Regions from separate parts of the Homo sapiens genome. Here region 1 is linked to region 2. A link is an interaction called in ENCODE POLR2A ChIA-PET data of the cell type or tissue named here. Cell type or tissue: PC-9. All regions are shown on one strand. Links, peaks and the distances in the headings refer to the core of each region. The heading gives the core; the rest is flanking DNA.

What was found. Peaks named below come from ENCODE experiments on the same cell type or tissue, not always from the same donor. Only the 100,000 strongest peaks of a DNase experiment are listed, where the experiment ranks them.
Region 1: POLR2A ChIA-PET joins it to region 2 with 12 read pairs; 3 of 35 experiments call an interaction of 5 or more read pairs at or near these places.

What each region holds. Positions count from the first base shown.
Region 1 is chr6:52,937,719-52,946,054 of GRCh38, reverse strand. It overlaps the pseudogene GSTA9P. Among named protein-coding and RNA genes, the nearest start is that of GSTA3, 32 kb to the right of the region's middle. In PC-9, for the core only: no CTCF peak of the experiment used is centred there; no DNase peak of the experiment used is centred there.
Region 2 is chr6:53,062,613-53,070,948 of GRCh38, reverse strand. FBXO9 (F-box protein 9) reads right to left here and starts at 5,545. Exons shown (of 13, transcript NM_033480.3): 1 at 5,157-5,545. The coding sequence starts at 5,159. LOC128031835 reads right to left here and starts at 5,347. Exons shown (of 1, transcript NM_001414736.1): 1 at 5,276-5,347. The coding sequence starts at 5,347. The coding sequence ends at 5,276. RefSeq lists a silencer at 5,053-5,622. In PC-9, for the core only: no CTCF peak of the experiment used is centred there; a DNase peak (open chromatin) is centred at 6,078; H3K4me3 peaks cover 2,794 bases; H3K27ac peaks cover 263 bases.

The DNA.
Region 1 (8,336 bases), core at 49-8,048, 120 kb after region 2:
TCCACACTAACATTTATTTTTATTCTTGCATATATTACGAGAAGATACATAGCACTTGAATTTACCTTTGCTCATTATTTATCAAGTATACCCATATGCATCTGGTGCATAAAGATGCACCTGAGAGATTTCTAAATATTCACTCTTCACTGGATAGTGAAAAATTAGCTTTCTATGTGGCTCTGGTTTGGACTTGTGGGATCACATTGGTCACTTGTTTCTACTGGTGGTATAGCCAGCAGGTTTAAGCTAGTTGTAACTTTTGTGTCTCTCTACACTGGTGGATACAATTTTGCTTAGCCACCTCCAGGTTTATAATAGGAGCCCAGTACTAGCATTTCACCACCCAAAAGGACTCGATAATCACTGGCAAAAACTTCCCCAAAAAAATTGTGCCAGTTTACAGCATGTGTTAGAGTGTTGGTTTCATCCTATTCTTACCAGCACTGGAGATTTGTTGTTGTTGTTGTTGTTAAGATTCTTTATTAAATCTAATCAGTACAAAGGCTTCATGCTCTTGTTAAGTATTTAGCCATGCAAAATGGTTTTTACTCTCATTTGATATTCTTTATTATTTTTCTTTCTGTAGATTTTGAAAGACCATGGAGAGGATTTTCTTGTTGGCAACAAATTCAGCTGGGCAGACATACAGCTGTTAGAAGCTATTTTAATGGTGGAAGAACTCAAAGCTTCTGTTCTTTCTGACTTCCCTCTGCTAAAGGTAGTGTATTAACATCCACACAAAGCCCAGAAAAAAATGAACAAAGACTGAAGCAAAATGTGCCTTTAGGCCAATCTCAAAAGAAACTTAAGAACATTGGGGTGTGTGTGTGTGTATGTGTGTGTGTGTGTGTGTGTGTGTATGTGTGTGTGTGTGTGTGTGTGTGTGTGGTGGGGTTTTGTTGTTGTTGTTTGGTTTTTTTGAGACAAGGTTTCACTCTGTTGCCTAGGTTCGAGTGCAGTGGCATGATCATGGCTCACTGCAGACTTGACCTCTTGGCCTCAAGCGATCCTCCCACCTCATCCTCCAGAGTAGCTGGGACCACAGGTGAGTGCCACCACACCTGGCTATTTTTTTAATCAGGGAACCTGCCCCGATAGTCACTTAGGTTCTTTTCTATTTTCCTTAAGCATTGGCCAGCTTGAGAAATAAAGGGACAGAGTACAAAAGAGAGAAATTTTAAAGCTGGGCATCCGGGGGAGACATCACATGTCGGTAGGTTCCATGATGCCCCACAAACCGCAAAAACCAGCAAGTTTTTATTAGGGATTTTCAAAAGGGGAGGGAGTGTGCGAATAGGTGTGGGTCACAGACATCAAGTACTTTACAAGGTAATAGAATATCACAAGGCAAGTGGAGGCAGGGAGAGATCACAGGACCACAGGACCGAGGCGAAATTAAAATTGCTAATGAAGTTTTGGGCACCATTGTCATTGATAACATCTTATCAGAAGACAGGGTTTTGAGATCAACTTGTCTGACCAAAATTTATTAGGTGGGAATTTCCTCTTCCTAATAAGCCTGGGAGCACTATGGGAGACTGGGGTCTATTTCACCCCTGCAGTCTCGACCATAAAAGACAGGCACACCTGGGGGGGCCATTTATAGGCCTATACCTCCAGGCGTGTATTCTCTTTCCCAGGGATGTTCCTTGCTGAGAAAAAGAATTCAGTGATATTTCTCCCATTTGCTTTTGAAGGAAGAGAAATATGGCTCTGTTCCATCCGGGTCACTGGCGGTCAGAGTTTAAGGTTCTCTCTCTTATTCCCTGAACAATTGCTGTTATCTTGTTCTTTTTTCAAGGTACCCAGATTTCATATTGCTCAAACACACATGCTGTACAATTTGTGCAGTTAAGGCAATTATCACATGGTCTGAGGCGACATACATCCTCCTCAGCTGACAGGATTAAGAGATTAAAGTAAAGACAGGCATAGGAAATCACAAGGGTATTGACTGGGGAAGTGATAAGTGTCCATGAAATCTTCACAATTTATGTTTAGAGATTGCAGTAAAGGCAGGCATAAGAAATTATAAAAGTATTAATTTGGGGAACTAATAAATGTCCATGAAATCTTCACAATCCATGTTCTTCTGCCATGGCTTCAGCCGATCCCTCCATTTGGGGTCCCTGACTTCCCGCAACTCTGCTAAAGGTAGTGTATTAACATCCACACAAAGCCCAGAAAAAAATGAACAAAGACTGAAGCAAAATGTGCCTTTAGGCCAATCTCAAAAGAAACTTAAGAACATTGGGGGGTGTGTGTGTGTGTGTGTGTGTGTGTGTGTGTGTGTGGTGGGGTTTTGTTGTTGTTGTTTGTTTTTTTGAGACAAGGTTTCACTCTGTTGCCTAGGTTGGAGTGCAGTGGCATGATCATGGCTCACTGCAGACTTGACCTCTTGGCCTCAAGCGATCCTCCCACCTCATCCTCCAAAGCAGCTGGGACCAAAGGTGTGTGCCACCACACCTGGCTATTTTTTTTTTTTTTTTTGTAGAGATGGGGGTTTCTCTATGTTACCCAGGGTGGCCTCAAACACCTGGCCTCAAGCAGTCCCCTGGCCTTGGCCCACCAAAGTGTTGGGATTACAGGCATAAGCCACCATGCCTGGCCCAAGAACACTGTTTTAAAAATCATTCTGGCTGGGCGCGGTGGCTCATGCCTGTAATCCCAGCACTTGGGGAGGCTGAGGTGGGTGGATCACGAGGTCAGGAGATCGAGACCATCCTGGCCAACATGGTGAAAACCCGTCTCTACTAACAATACAAAAATTAGCTGGGCATGGTGGCGCATGCCTGTAATCCCAGCTACTCGGGAGGGTGAGGCGGGAGAATCACTTGAACCCAGGAGGCGGAGGTTGCAGTGCGCCGGGATAGCACCACTGCACTCCAGCCTGGTGACATAGTGACTCCGTCTCAAAAAAAAAAAAAAAACCATTCTTGGCCTGGCGCAGTGGCTCACACCTCACGCTGTAACCCTGTCTCTACTAAAAATACAAAAATTAGCTAAGCGTGGCAGCCTGCCCCTGTAATCCCAGCTACTCGGGAAGCTGAGGCAGGAGAATCACTTGAACCTGGGAGGTGGAGGTTGCAGTGAGCTGAGATTGTGCCACCGCACTCCAGCCTGGCAACAGAGCGAGACTCTTCTCAAGAAAAAAAAACTAAATAAACAATCATTCTTTTCTTCATTTTGGTTATTTTTCTTTTGCTTATCTACAGGATCTGTTAGGAAATAAAACTTTATGAAGGGGGAAAAGAATTGATTATTTTGATGTCTAGCATGAACATTTAGTACTTTCCTGTTTTTAGTGCTTTTAAAATTTTCTTCCTGACAAAACAAAGCTGACAAGTCTGTCTTCGTTGCTTCTCCCTCTAGGTCCTACCAGACAACCCTGCCTGCTTTTAGTCCCCCTGATTTTGGGGCCCCACATAGTTCCTGCATTGTTCAGAGCATCTGCTTAGGGGACACTGTCAGCCTCCTGTTGCACTGCCCCAGCCCTCAGACAGAATTCCACTCCTGCCAGACCTTACCTGGCCTCTGTTCCAGTTCCTGAGAAACATTTTATCTAATAGGTAACCACGGGTCTTGTGGTTTAAGAATTAGCAGTTTTTCTTATTACAAAAGAAATGCAAGTTCATGTAGTTACATTAGACATTTGTGTAAACCAAAAGACGAAAAGAAAAAAGACTGGCTGGGTGCGGTGGCTCATGCCTGTAATCCCAGCATTTTAGGAGGGTGAGACAGGCAGATCACCTCAGGTCAGGAGTCCAAGACCAGTCTGGCCAACATAGTGAAACCCTATCTCTACTAAAAATACAAAAATTAGCTGGGCGTGGTGGGGCATGCCTGTAATCCCAGCTATTCGGGAGGCTGAGGCAGGAGAATTGCTTGAATCCGGGAGGTGGAGGTTTCACTGAGCCAAGATCACACCACTGCACTCCAGCTTGGGCTACAGAGCAAGACTCTGTCTCAAAAAAGAAAAGAAAAAAGACCTATAATCTCACCAGCCAAATGTTATCTGCATGAGATTTTCTGACCTATTATTTTGCATTTTCCCTCCAAATAGGGTCATACTAAAGATTGTTTTGTGGCCTGCATTTAACATTCTTTTCAATTATCATGAGTATATTTACAGGTCAACAAATATTCTTTTGAAACAGTATGCTATTTTATTTTCATTAATCAATAGAATCACATCTTCTTTAAAAAATCAGAGCTATGGCCGGGTGTGATGGTGCACGCCTATAATCCCAGCACTTTTGGAGGCTGAAGCAGGCAGATCACTAGAGGTCAGGAGTTTGAGACCAGCCTGGCCAACATACTGAGAACCTGTCTCTACTAAAAATATAAAAAATTAGCCAGGTGTGGTGGTTTTCACCTGTAATCCCAGCTACTCAGGAGGCTGAGGCAGGAGAATCACTTGCACCCGGGAGGTGGAGATTGTAGTGAGCCAAGATCACGCCATTGTACTCCAGCCTAGGCGACAGAGTGAGACTTCATCTAAAAAAAAAAAATTGAGAGCTATATTAAAAGAGCATAAATTCAGAATTCTCATTCCCACCCCTTCCCCGCCACCTTTCTGCTCCCATAATCACTTTATTGGCATTCTATGTATACTTCCAGTGTTCCTATTTATGCTGATAAAAGCAAATCGGAATATATAGTTGTATTCTTTGCCACTCTCAAGTTTCTTGCACAAAATAGAAAATAGTGTATATTCTGTTCTGCCCCGGGCTTTTTATTATTATTATTATTAATGCATTTTAGAGATCCTTCCTTGTCAATACAAGGACCTTCCTCTTTCCTGTTACATAAGAGCATTTTAAATTACTAGTTTATACTCCTTGTAGAGAAGTACCATAATTTACATAACCAGTCTCCTTTTCCTAGAAACATAGGTTCTTTCCAATTTTTAGCATGTTAACATCCTTTTTTTTTATTTTTTGGTGGGGGACAGAGTCTTGCTCTGTTGCCTGGGCTAGAGTGCAGTGGCACGATCTCGGCTCACTGCAACCTCTGCGTCCTGGGTTCAAGCGATTCTCCTGCCTCAGCTTGCTGAGTAGCTGGGATTAGAGGCTCATGCCACCATGCCCGGCTAATTTTTGTATTTTTAGTAGAGACAGGGTTTCACCATATTGGCCAGGCTGGTCTCAAACTCATGACCTCATGATCCATCTATCTTAGCCTCCCAAAGTGCTGGGATTACAGGTGAAAGCCACCACGCCTAGCCCCTGTTAACATTCTTATAGCTATTTCTTTCTTAAAAAAAAGTTTTGTAGAGATGGGGGTCTCACTCTGTTGTTGGGCTGGTCTTGAACTACTGAGCTCAAACAATTCTCCCACCTCAGCCGCCCAAAGTACCAGGATTACAGGTGTGAGCCACCACACTTGGCCTCTTATAGCTATTTCTTTGCTCACACCCTTACTTATTCCTTTATAATAATTCCTAAAACAAGAATTGATAGGTCAAGAATATGAATGTGACCAGATGTGGTGGCTCGTGTCTGTAATCCTAGCATTTTGGGAGGCTGAGGCAGGTGGATCACTAGAGGTCAGGAGTTCAAGACTAGCTTGGCTAACATGGTGAGACCCTGTCTCTACTAAAAATACAAAAATTAGCCAGGTGTGGTGATGCATGCCTGTAATCCCAGCTACTTGGAAGGCTGAGGTGGGAGAATTGCTTGAACTCAGGAGGTGGAAGTTGCAGTGAGCTGAGATTGTGCCACTGCATGCTAGCCTGGGCAACAGAGTGAGACTCCATCTCAAAAAAAAAAAAAAGAATATGAATATTTTAGGGGTATGCACTGCCTGATTGTGACTTTTTAATAGATAATATAACTCATGCTAAACTTGTCAGCAGTTGTATTATTATCCATCCCAGAAATACCCAGCAAACACTTGTTGAGGGATTAAGCAGATTCAGTACACTGTACTCCATAAACTGAGGTCTAAGCACCCTTCATTCATGACAAAGTTGAGATTTTTCTTAAAGGTTGTGACTGCTATTGAGGCCCTGATTTTACTCTTTCTTATTTCAGGCATTTAAAATAAGAATCAGCAACATCCCTACAATTAAGAAGTTCCTGCAGCCTGGGAGTCAGAGGAAGCCACCCCCGATACCCACTATGTTGAACTTGCCAGGAAGATAGTGCTGCTCTAATGGCAGCAGGTTGCGTGATGACAAACATGATGATCCAGTCACAGCACCAGCATGTGCTGTCTGCAGAGGATAATAGAAGCAAACTGTAGATCCCAGGAGCAAAGTGTCTGAAAAGAACAAAACCATGCTGCCATTAACAGCAACGCTGATTAAATGTAGTATAAAATCATTCAGATGTGTGTGGCTTTTTAAAGTCTGTCAGTTGTGGATGATAGTCTACAACTTTTATGAAATAAATGTTCTGTATAAATAAATAGGAGCCAGATATATGTAGGGCAGGGGCCCACATATAACCCTGTTCTTCTGTCTGCATCAAGATTGGGACCATTGAGGGAACAGGGACCAGCAATTTGCAGGGAAGGATCTCTCCAACACCCACCATAATTGCTGAGTACTTGGGGTAAGAAAAAAAGTGGCAAATGACAAATTAAGAGTTAGACATTGGCTGATGCTAGTAAATCTTACAGGGATGTGTGGGGAACAGAGAATGTTCATTCTGAAACCCTGAAAAAAAGTTGGATATTTAGACAACACTTTTCCACCTAACAGAGCCACCCAAGACTGAATTTTGCTATGATGAAACAATTCCAAGTAGCACTGAGATTAAGATATAATAATATAACTGACAAATACTACTTATACAAGCTGAACAAAAGACTCCCCAGCCTTGATACATTTTTTTTTTTTTAAGATACAGGGTCCTCTGTCACCCAGGCTGGAGTGCAGTGGTGCAATCATAGCTCTCTGCAACCTTGAACTCTTTCTTTAAGGGTACCTATTATGTTCTAAACTGTAAAATTTGAAACTCAGCCTCATGTTGGGGCTTGTTTGATGGGAGGCAGAAGAGCTGACTTTGTCGCAGAGCATATATTCAGGATGATGTTGTAGGCATAATTGTAGTTCCTGGTGGTCTCTGGTCTGAAGCAAGGTCTCTGATCTGCCAGTGGTTTGGGGCACACAACTCTATCAGCTTCCAACTCCTGCTGGGACATTCCATCCCGGGTTGCACACTTTATTAACAGCTGAGTGTGTATCCAGGTATATGTCCTTCCTTGTGAAATGACTTAATTACCACCAGACTTCATGCCATTTCCTCAGGGCCACTACACGGCATAACCATTCCCTACATTACCTTCTGCCCCATTCATTCTTCTTCTTCTCTTCAGATGATGGACTGAGCAACAGGGTTTTTTCTGATAACCCAGGCCATTCAGCATCCCCCCAAGCCAGTCCATGTAGACCTGAGCTCCAGCTCCCAGAGTGGTCAAATCCCAACCTGGAGATTAGTATTCAGCTTGTCGTCCCACCTCATTCCCCACCCTGAGCAAGCCATTGCCAGCCAGCTACCAGATGATGAAAAAGACAGAGTAATATGGATTGGGAGAAGAGGCTTTTCACTGGAAACCCTGCACCTGCTTCCCGTGTGGGATGACTTTTCCCCCTGACCTCCAGCAAAGCCAAGGATCTGAACTTGTAGGAATTGAGTGGAAAAGAAAAATTCATTTTTAATAATTCAAAACTGTAAACCAATTTCTTTTTGTTATAATTACATGGCCTTGGTTAATAATTCAGACAGTATAAAAGGCTATACAGTGAAAAAGGAAATCCTTCTTTCTCTGAATTGCTTTCAAAACAACCACTTCTGGGCCTTTACTCCTTACTCTAATGCCTCCCTTGGGTTTCCAAGTGCTGTGTGATTGAGTTCCTGGTGCTCCAAGCCACTTTTCCTTTGGTTCTACTTCATAGGTTTTGAAAACAAGCCCTTAGGCCTGACCTCTGCCTGGCATGCTGGCATGCTCTCACAGAATTCCCCAAAGTCACCACAGACACAGCCAGCCAGCCGGTCAGTGCCAGAAGCATGTTTCATTGTCTAGTCATCTCGTAAGTACAAGTTGATGTCTTTCTTGTAATAGTCTTCATCTCTTCATTCTTCCCTGTGTGGTTTTATTTGGGCCTGTTCCCTAGCTTCTTGGTTGGGGTCTCACCCAAACTAGTAGAGGTAACCATGGGTGCCCGAGGAAAAGTGAGCCTCAGAGACCCCAATAGCACACAGCAAACATTCAAGGCCCCACTATGATGCCCCCCATCACCAGAGAGCCTTACTTTTGGGCAGAGAGAGAAAGGCAAGTGAAAGCATCTAGCTCAACATACTCATCAAAATGGAGGGCTGGGGGCT
Region 2 (8,336 bases), core at 109-8,108:
CTTTGTGGAACCCACTTTGAGTAGCAAGGCTGTAGGGGGCACTTGAGACCTTACTATTAATTTCCAAAGGAAAATGAGTCTGAAAAGCATATTCTCTACTCCAACCCACAGTACTCACGTTATTGTGAATCCTAACATTTCCCCCCCGCCAAATTTAACATCAGTTGCATCCATCCAAAAATCAATTTAATTACAGTTGTCCCTCAGTATCCACAGGTGATTAGTTCCAGGAGCCCCCAGGACACCAAAATCCCTGGGTTTTCCAGTCCCTCATATGGCATATTTGCATATAACCTATGCACATCTTCTCATATACTTTAAGTCATCTCTAGGTTACTTATAATGTAAATGCCATGTAAATAGTTCTTGTAGTATATTTTTCCTAATTTGTATTATTTTTTATTGTTGTATTGCTTTTTTTCCCCCAAATATTTTTGATCCACAGTTGAATCCCAGGATGCAGAACCTGCAGGTACAGAGGGCCAACTGTGTAATATAAAGTAACAATTCAAGTCTATTACTATTCATAAATGATTTATGATTAATCTAATTAGGTAAATGAAGCCAAATTCTTCATTAATATACATAACTACTGATAATCTATAATAAAAATTATTTTCTCTTTTTCTGGCCAGGTGCGGTGGCTCACACCTGTAATCCCCACACTTTGTGAGGCTGAGGCAGGAGCATCACTTGAGGTCAGGAGTTCAAGACCAGCCTAGCCAACATAGTGAAACCCCATCTCTACTAAAAATACAAAAAATCAGCCAGGCGTGGTGGTACACGCCTGTGGTCCCAGCTAATTGGGAGGCTGAGGTGGGAGGGTTGCTTGAGCCTGAGAGATGGAGGTTGCAGTGAGCCGAGACTGCACCATTGCACTCCAGCCTGGATGACAGAGACCCCATCATAAAAAAAAAAAAAAAAAAAAAAAGGAAAAAAGAAAAGAAAAATATTATTCTTCTTAGAAAAAAATGAAATAAAATTAGAACATCTTTGGTATTTTTTTAGTTCTACAAGACTTTAAAACTTTTTATGAGAAAAACACTTAAAGAGAATTAATCCCTAAGTACTCATGACCCAACTTCAATAATTATCAATGTAATTCCTTAGATCAAATATCAAGTCACAGTATTCATATTTCTCAAGATGTCATATGTAAAATACATATATTTCACAGTTTGTGAAATCAAGATTCAAATAAAGTCCACATTGTAATTGCTTGATATGTCTCAAGTCTTTTGTAATCCTCACTCTTTTTTCTTGTAATTTATTTGGGATGAAACTGGGTCGTTTTTCTGTAGAAGCTAGATTTTGCTGAGGTGTCAATAAATATGTTCCTTTGACCTCTTACTCTTATTTCCTATAAATTGTGGCAGGATCTTGAAAGGCTAGATTAGATTCTGCTATTTCTTTTTTCTTTTGCAAGACTGCCTCATAGGTCATGTTGTATTTTCCATCAGGAGGAGAAATGTTCTAGAATGCAGTTGACAAGGTGCTGTGACAGATGTTCCAAACATAATTGAGTCTAAGGCAAAAAGCCCAAATAATTTTAGTGTCCATAAACTTCTACAAGTCCCAAAACAGAAAATACTCTAATGTTTCATGTTAATGAAATACAACATTGCTTCTTTATAGTTATCTTCTTCACAGGTAAGTTTAATGATACCAATCAGATATAACTTGATACTTGAATTTTTTTTGATACTGTAGAATAAACAAATCCACTGGGTTCTAGGTTAAAATGTATTGTTAGGTGGCTAAAAATAACAACTTTGTTTCAGAAAATAGTAACATTTAGTTGTCCTATGGAGTTCAGCAAATAGTTATTGCTTTCTTGGGACAGAGTCTCCTTATGCAGCCCAGGATGGCCTCAAACTCCTGAGCTCCAAAGATCCTTCTGCTCCACCTCTTGAGTAGCTGAGACTACAGGCTTGTGCAGCCATACCTGGCTGTAGCAGATAGTTTTTGCTTCATGGATCACTTAAGAGAATACAGTCCAGGCAGGGTGTGGTGGCTCATGCCTGTAATCCCAACACTTTGGAAGGCTGAGGTGGAAGGACTGCTTGAGCCCAGGAGTTTGAGACAAGGCTGGGCAACATGGCAAGACCCCGTCTCTACAAAAAATACAAAAATTACCAGGGGGTGGTGGTACACAGTAGCCCCAGCTACTCGGGAGGCTGAGGTGAGAGGATTGCTTGAGCCTGGGAGATGCAGGTTGCAGTGAGCCGAGACTGCACCACTGCTCTCCAACCCAGGAGACAGAGAGAGACCCTGTCTCAAAAAAAAAAAAAAAACACATATATATATATATTCCGTAAGATGATGTCACTTCTTTTATACAGCTAGCATGTTATTAAATGTGTTCTATGAAAATATGACTTCTGTGTATTTTATATGTACTAGGAAAGCTTAGTCAAAGACTTTTAATAGTAAATGCTTTTGTAAAGAAACCCCTTCTATTTTATCTGTCTATAAATCCAATTTTTATATATTGGATCGGCTTCAGTGGAATAAAGCTAGACTGGAATTACTGTGTGTGACTTGGAGCCTAATAAAGGTTTCAATCAGATGACTTTAATTTTATCCTTTTATTCTCAATAAATGTTTGCTAAATTAAACTAAATCCTACCTTCCAGTGAAAATGGCATGTTGCCTCAGTTCAGTCTGTTAGCTAATAGATTTATTAGGAAATGAAACTTGCTCAACACTTACTGTAAAGAAATGTGGCAATCAGGGAAATGGCCTTCAAGGTAAGCTAGATAATAATAAAACCCATTTAATTTTACTGGTTCCAAAGATGGTAAGTTTTACAATTGCAAATTTTAGTCATATGTTATTTCAGGGCGGCCAGGGGGGGGAGGGTAATGTTTATATTAACACACATCTTTAACACAGCTACCAGATATACTTGCACTATATTACAGAACATAAATTAGCCTTGCCTCCTATCTTATCTCTGGCAAGCAGACTCAAAGCAGAGGTGCCTTTCAGACTTGAACCAGTTAGTATATGGTAAAATGCTGGGCACACTGTAAAGCACACATCTGTGAAGAAATAAATGAGATCAAGAACTCAGATGAATTTCTAGAAAAATGGAAAATTTAAGGATTAATGTATTGTCAAATACATTATTTTTTAGTTTCTTTAAGTTGGGAGCTTTTCCTACTAAGAACACCATTAGTAGGAAAATATGTAATGAAAGACTGAGCGTATAAATCCCACTGAGAAGTGTATTTCTCTCTCTTCTCAAGAGTCTGCTTTATTATTGCAAACTCTAAGTACAGGTAATGCGAGGGGACCTGAGTTCTGTGGGGTATCCTTTGTAATTTAGTTTTCTAACTCTTGCCTAGCAGTCATTCTAAACTGACTTCAAGAGCTTCCCCTGCTCTGTCCAGTTGGCTTGCATACGCTGCTTGCTCTATCTGGAATGCCTTCTTCCTCACTTAGCTATTTCTACTCATTCTTCAAGATTCAGCTCAGGGTTCATCTTAGTCAGAAGCATTTTTCAACATTTTTGTGTTCCCATAACACTTGTGCTTACTTTTATCACAACATTTGTACTGAGGTTGGCTGTTTCATTTACTAGATTTAAGGCATCCAGGACAGGAACACATCTCAGTTACCTCTGTAACCATAAGGTCAAACACATTGCTTGATTTGTAGTAAAGGCCTGTCTAGGCCTCAGCTGTCATGTCTATGGGACATCTATAAAGAGGTATGGTGATCTACTGAGGTCCCTTTTCATGTGACATTCTGTGATTAAAAGTTTATCATAAATCACCTTGCAGGTTTGGTTATATTGAAGATCTAGTATTGTACCAGAGTCTCACACTATGCCAGGCTAATAGGTACTCAAAAATATTGGCTGAATCGACAAATAAAATGCCATCTGGATAATGTGTATCTGAAGGATGAGGAAAGGAAATGGGAGAAGTGTAATATAGACAGCATCTTTCTTCTCCCCTGTGTTACAGTGGAGCTCTAAACCATTCTTACTTTGATTTTGACAGTATGATCACAAAAACAAACTATTATATCTGGGATCGGCTGAGTTGACATTTGGTCAATTCAACTACTACTTGAAATAAGTAGGGCCTCAGATGCCACCTGGAGGTTTTCCTTTTATTTTTCATAATCGAGTTTGACCTAAATATCACCTTCACTTGAATAGCTCATGTGTATGAGTAGTCCATGTCTTCATCATGTTACTCCTGTTTCACAGGTGCGATTAATAAATTATAAAGGCTAAGTACTTAATCCCGGTCAGAGAACTACTTCTGAAAGTTTAGGGGCAGGGGCAATTGCCTTTTCTATCCTCCAGATTAATTTAATAAAAATAAATTCAGCCATTCATTTATGCAATAAATATTTGAGTCCACTATAAATTAAATCGTTTGGAATTATTGCATCCCTGATTCTTTAAGCCCCAGCCAGAGATTAGTTTCTCAGATGAACAATTTATTCTAAACCAAAGAAAGGCATAGGGCAGAGACTACGTATTCCAATATGGAACAGTCTCATGGAATCTGCACTGTCAAGCTCTGCAACTTAGCTCAGTCTCTCATTTGGACGGCACCGACGCCGCGGAGACGAACCCTCCAACCCCACTCCGCCAGGACCGCCTGCCAACATCCTCCCAGGGAATGACGCCTCGCGGGGCAGATGCGTCCTACACCCAGGGCTCCTCAAGGTGCCGGCAGGGACTGTCGGTGGGCCTGGCTTTTCCGCAGAAGAGCAATCAACAAGTGTCTCCTCTTGCCAGAGCTCCCTCCCGAATTCAGGCGCTGTGACAGCTTACCTCAATCTATGCTCAATGCTTCTGATAAAATCCCTTGAGAGGACCGAGACTGGTTCAATATACTCAGTGAGCCGAGAAGGGACATTTTCCCCGGCTGTCCTGCAAACCCTCCTCCTCACATCGAGCTCGGCGGGGGTTGGGGAGGCTCAGCAGGAAGGAATCCTGGGGAGAAGCCAGGGTTGGCACCCCCCGCCCCCCGACGCACTCCTTCTCAGGCCAGGGCCCTCTAACGGGTGGCAGCCGTGAAGCTCCCACTCCTCCCCAGAGTCCCCGCCGACCCCCAGCCCTAGGCCCGGCCCCTCTGCACACCACGCTCCCGCCCCGCGGCGTCCACCCTCGAGCCCCCTGGCCAGGTTACCATGCTGGCGGGGCGGCCTGCTGCGCTCGAGGGGCTCTCCGTGCCCCCTCTGCACCGCCCCCCGGAGGAGGGGTGCTGGGTGTCCGGGTGTCTACTCCTGCCTGTCTCTGCAGCGGAGCTTAGCAGAGTTCTCGGTCGGAGAAGCGCACCAGGCAGCGGCAATAACTGCGGGCCCGGCGTACGGCAGCCATCTTCGCGGGGCAGGGGGCCAGATCGGGGCGCGCTGGGGTGGCGGCGGCTGCCGGGGACTCGGGGAGTGGAGGGACGCCCGTTGCCAGCCGAGGCGGGGGATTGTGCGAGCACCGGAGCGTCAGCCCTACTGGAGACCCCGGACGCCGCCGCGGAGCTGCCCCCTCAGCTGCGGAAACCTGCGCCGACGCGCCGAGCATGCGCAGTGCCGGTGCTGCCCGTGTGGGCGGCCCGGCCACCCATCCCCGCGGGCTGCCTAGTGGAGGGCTAAGGGTCGCGGACCTACTGTGTGCGCGCGCCTGACGCGGGGGGTGAGGCTGCCCGGGTGCCGAACCTCAAGCCCAACCCGCGTGTTGGGCTGAGTGAACACTTAAGCGAACTTGAACAAGCATTACCTCAAAAATTTTTACAACCCAAATTTAGGGGTGGGCCCTTAAAGCAAGCCGCCCTGAGAAGCATCGAACTGGACGCTTGGGACAGTCGCTACAAAGTCCTCGGAGCCTCTGGCTAGAGTCCCGCGCCAGGAATGCAGGAAAACAGTGAAATTTCTCAACAGTCACAGTTGTTATAACGACTAAAGTTTTTGAGAGCACAGACAGACTGGAGATTGAGGAAAAGACGCGCTTTGGCGCCCAGCAGGAGGAAAGAGCCAACGCAAGGCATGTCTCACTACAGATCCCATAATGCAGTGCGAAAAGGGCTTGCGATTCCATGGCCCTGAAACCCAAGTGCCGTGGAGACGGCGCCCGCGAGGCACTCTGGGATTTGTAGTCGGCCGCTCAGGTTTGAGCACCGGAACTTACACTTGGTCCTCGGCCCCACCTCTTAAAGCCCAAACTACCTGATTTCTTCTTGAGTGAATGTACTTGTTCATAAGGTGATACTTTGCTTTTACACAATTTAAATCTTTTTAACTACGGGTTTGCCTGTTTTGTGAAAACTGATAGGCTTCATAGCCTATAACTTTAATTTAGCAAACATTTACTGAGTTTTTAAAGTTTCTAGTGGTGCCAGGGACTAATAGGCTTCCAAACATTCAACGAGTTTACAGAGTTTAAATTTCTAATCCATTCTATTCTGGAGAGATTAAAAATGCAGTATATCCGCTGGGCGCGGTGGCCCACGCCTGTAATCCCAACACTTTGGGAGGCCGAGGCGGGTGGCTCACGAGGTCAAGAGTTCGAGACCAGCCTCACCAACATGGTGAAACCCCGTCTCTACTAAGAATACAAAAATTAGTTGGGCTTGGTGGCGCGCTCCTGTAATACCAGTTACTCAGGAGGCTGAGGCAGGAGAATCGCTTGAAACCGGGAGGCAGAGGTTGCAGTGTTCGCGCCACTGCACTACAGCGTGGGCGACAGAGTGAGACTCCGTCTCAAAAAAAAAAAAAATTGTAGTACATCTTTGGCACAGAAATGGAGGTGAAAGTGCTGAGGGAGGGGAGAGAGCGAGAGAGTGAAGGGGAGAGAGAACGAGCTACAATAAGGAAGTCCAAATGCCGTGTTTTGTTTTGCTGAGACAGAGTCTCGCTGTAGCCCAGGCTGGATTGCAGTGGCGCCATCTCGGCTAACTGTAACCTCCGCCTCCCGGGTTCAAGGAATTCTCCTGCCTCAGCCTCCTGAGTAACTGGGATTACAGCGAGCGCCCCCAAGCCCAGCTAATTCTTGTATTTTTAGTACAGACGGGGTTTCACCATGTTGGTGAGGCTGGTCTCGAACTCCTGACCTCGTGATCCGCCCGCCTCGGCCTCCCAAAGTGCTGGGATTACAGGCGTGAGCCACTGCGCCCGGCCTGCCATGTTTTAATATTGGGATCCACCCTTCGGATGCGTGTGTTTTTATTTGCACCCTAAGTCAGCTACCTATAAAAAATGCCTTACTGTTTAAAAGAGGCCAAAAATTTAAATTTTTTGTTTTAAAGGAGACTCTAGGGCTTAAGTCTTTTTAAGGATAAATTTCCTCCCAATGAACTCCTTAAAATTGAATTTTGAAATTTAAATTGGGGGGAAAGGTTAAATCTAAGATTTATAATAGAATAAAATGATAAATGTGACTCTTACATACTGAGAATGAAGTATTGAAATAGTTTGGGAACAAATCTGTTTCATTTAAAATGTTGAGTGCTAGTTTAAAATAGCCTGGTCAATTACACAGATGGTTTCTTTTATTCTAGCAAGTAATTAAAGCTTAATAAAATAATATTTGTAAAGATAAATTGAGCATTAAAATACTGTTATGCTTCATAGCTACTAATTTTCTATTTTCAGTCAGTTCCACAGTATCCACTAGACCTCATTACAAGGTTATATTCTCATATTATATTTACAGGATTATAATTTCCTGAGGCCAAAACTACTGATCTAGGCTACTTACTAGCCTAGCAGACTCTTGCTAAAAGGTAGACCAAGACAGTACCTTTGTTTGCCAGGTAGACCTGCTTGGACAATTTGACTAAAACTGATCATTTTACTTTAGAAATTGCTTTTCATGGGAGTAGTATATGACTTGTTAGATTCCTTGTCGTGTCTCTATCTTTTCACTGATAATGATTTTCAGTTTTCATTTGCCATATGGGCTGGCTGTTAAATAGGTAAACACAAAGGTAGATATCAATGTTATACATATGTCAAGTGGCCAGATGACCTTTTTCCATTTGGGAGAGGAAATCTAAAGAAGCTTGACTGTCTTATATCTTGCATGTTTCTTCCACAAGATCAAGAGGAGAGAAGGATTCAGGTCTTGGTATAGATTTTTTCAGTAAAAAACAATCTTCAGTCTGTAGAATTCAAAAATAAAAATAGTGAGAAAAAAACTGATATGATCAGCTGGGAATTGTAAACTCAGAGAACAGTCCACAAAGTGTCAAAGGGTTACTGCTTTATTAATTAAATTTGTGTTGCTTACAGCAGTGTGACCCAGCAACATTAGCACCAGAAACTCTGAGAGTGCAGCCCAGGAGTTTGTTTTAACAAGTCCTCCAGGTGGTTCTGAT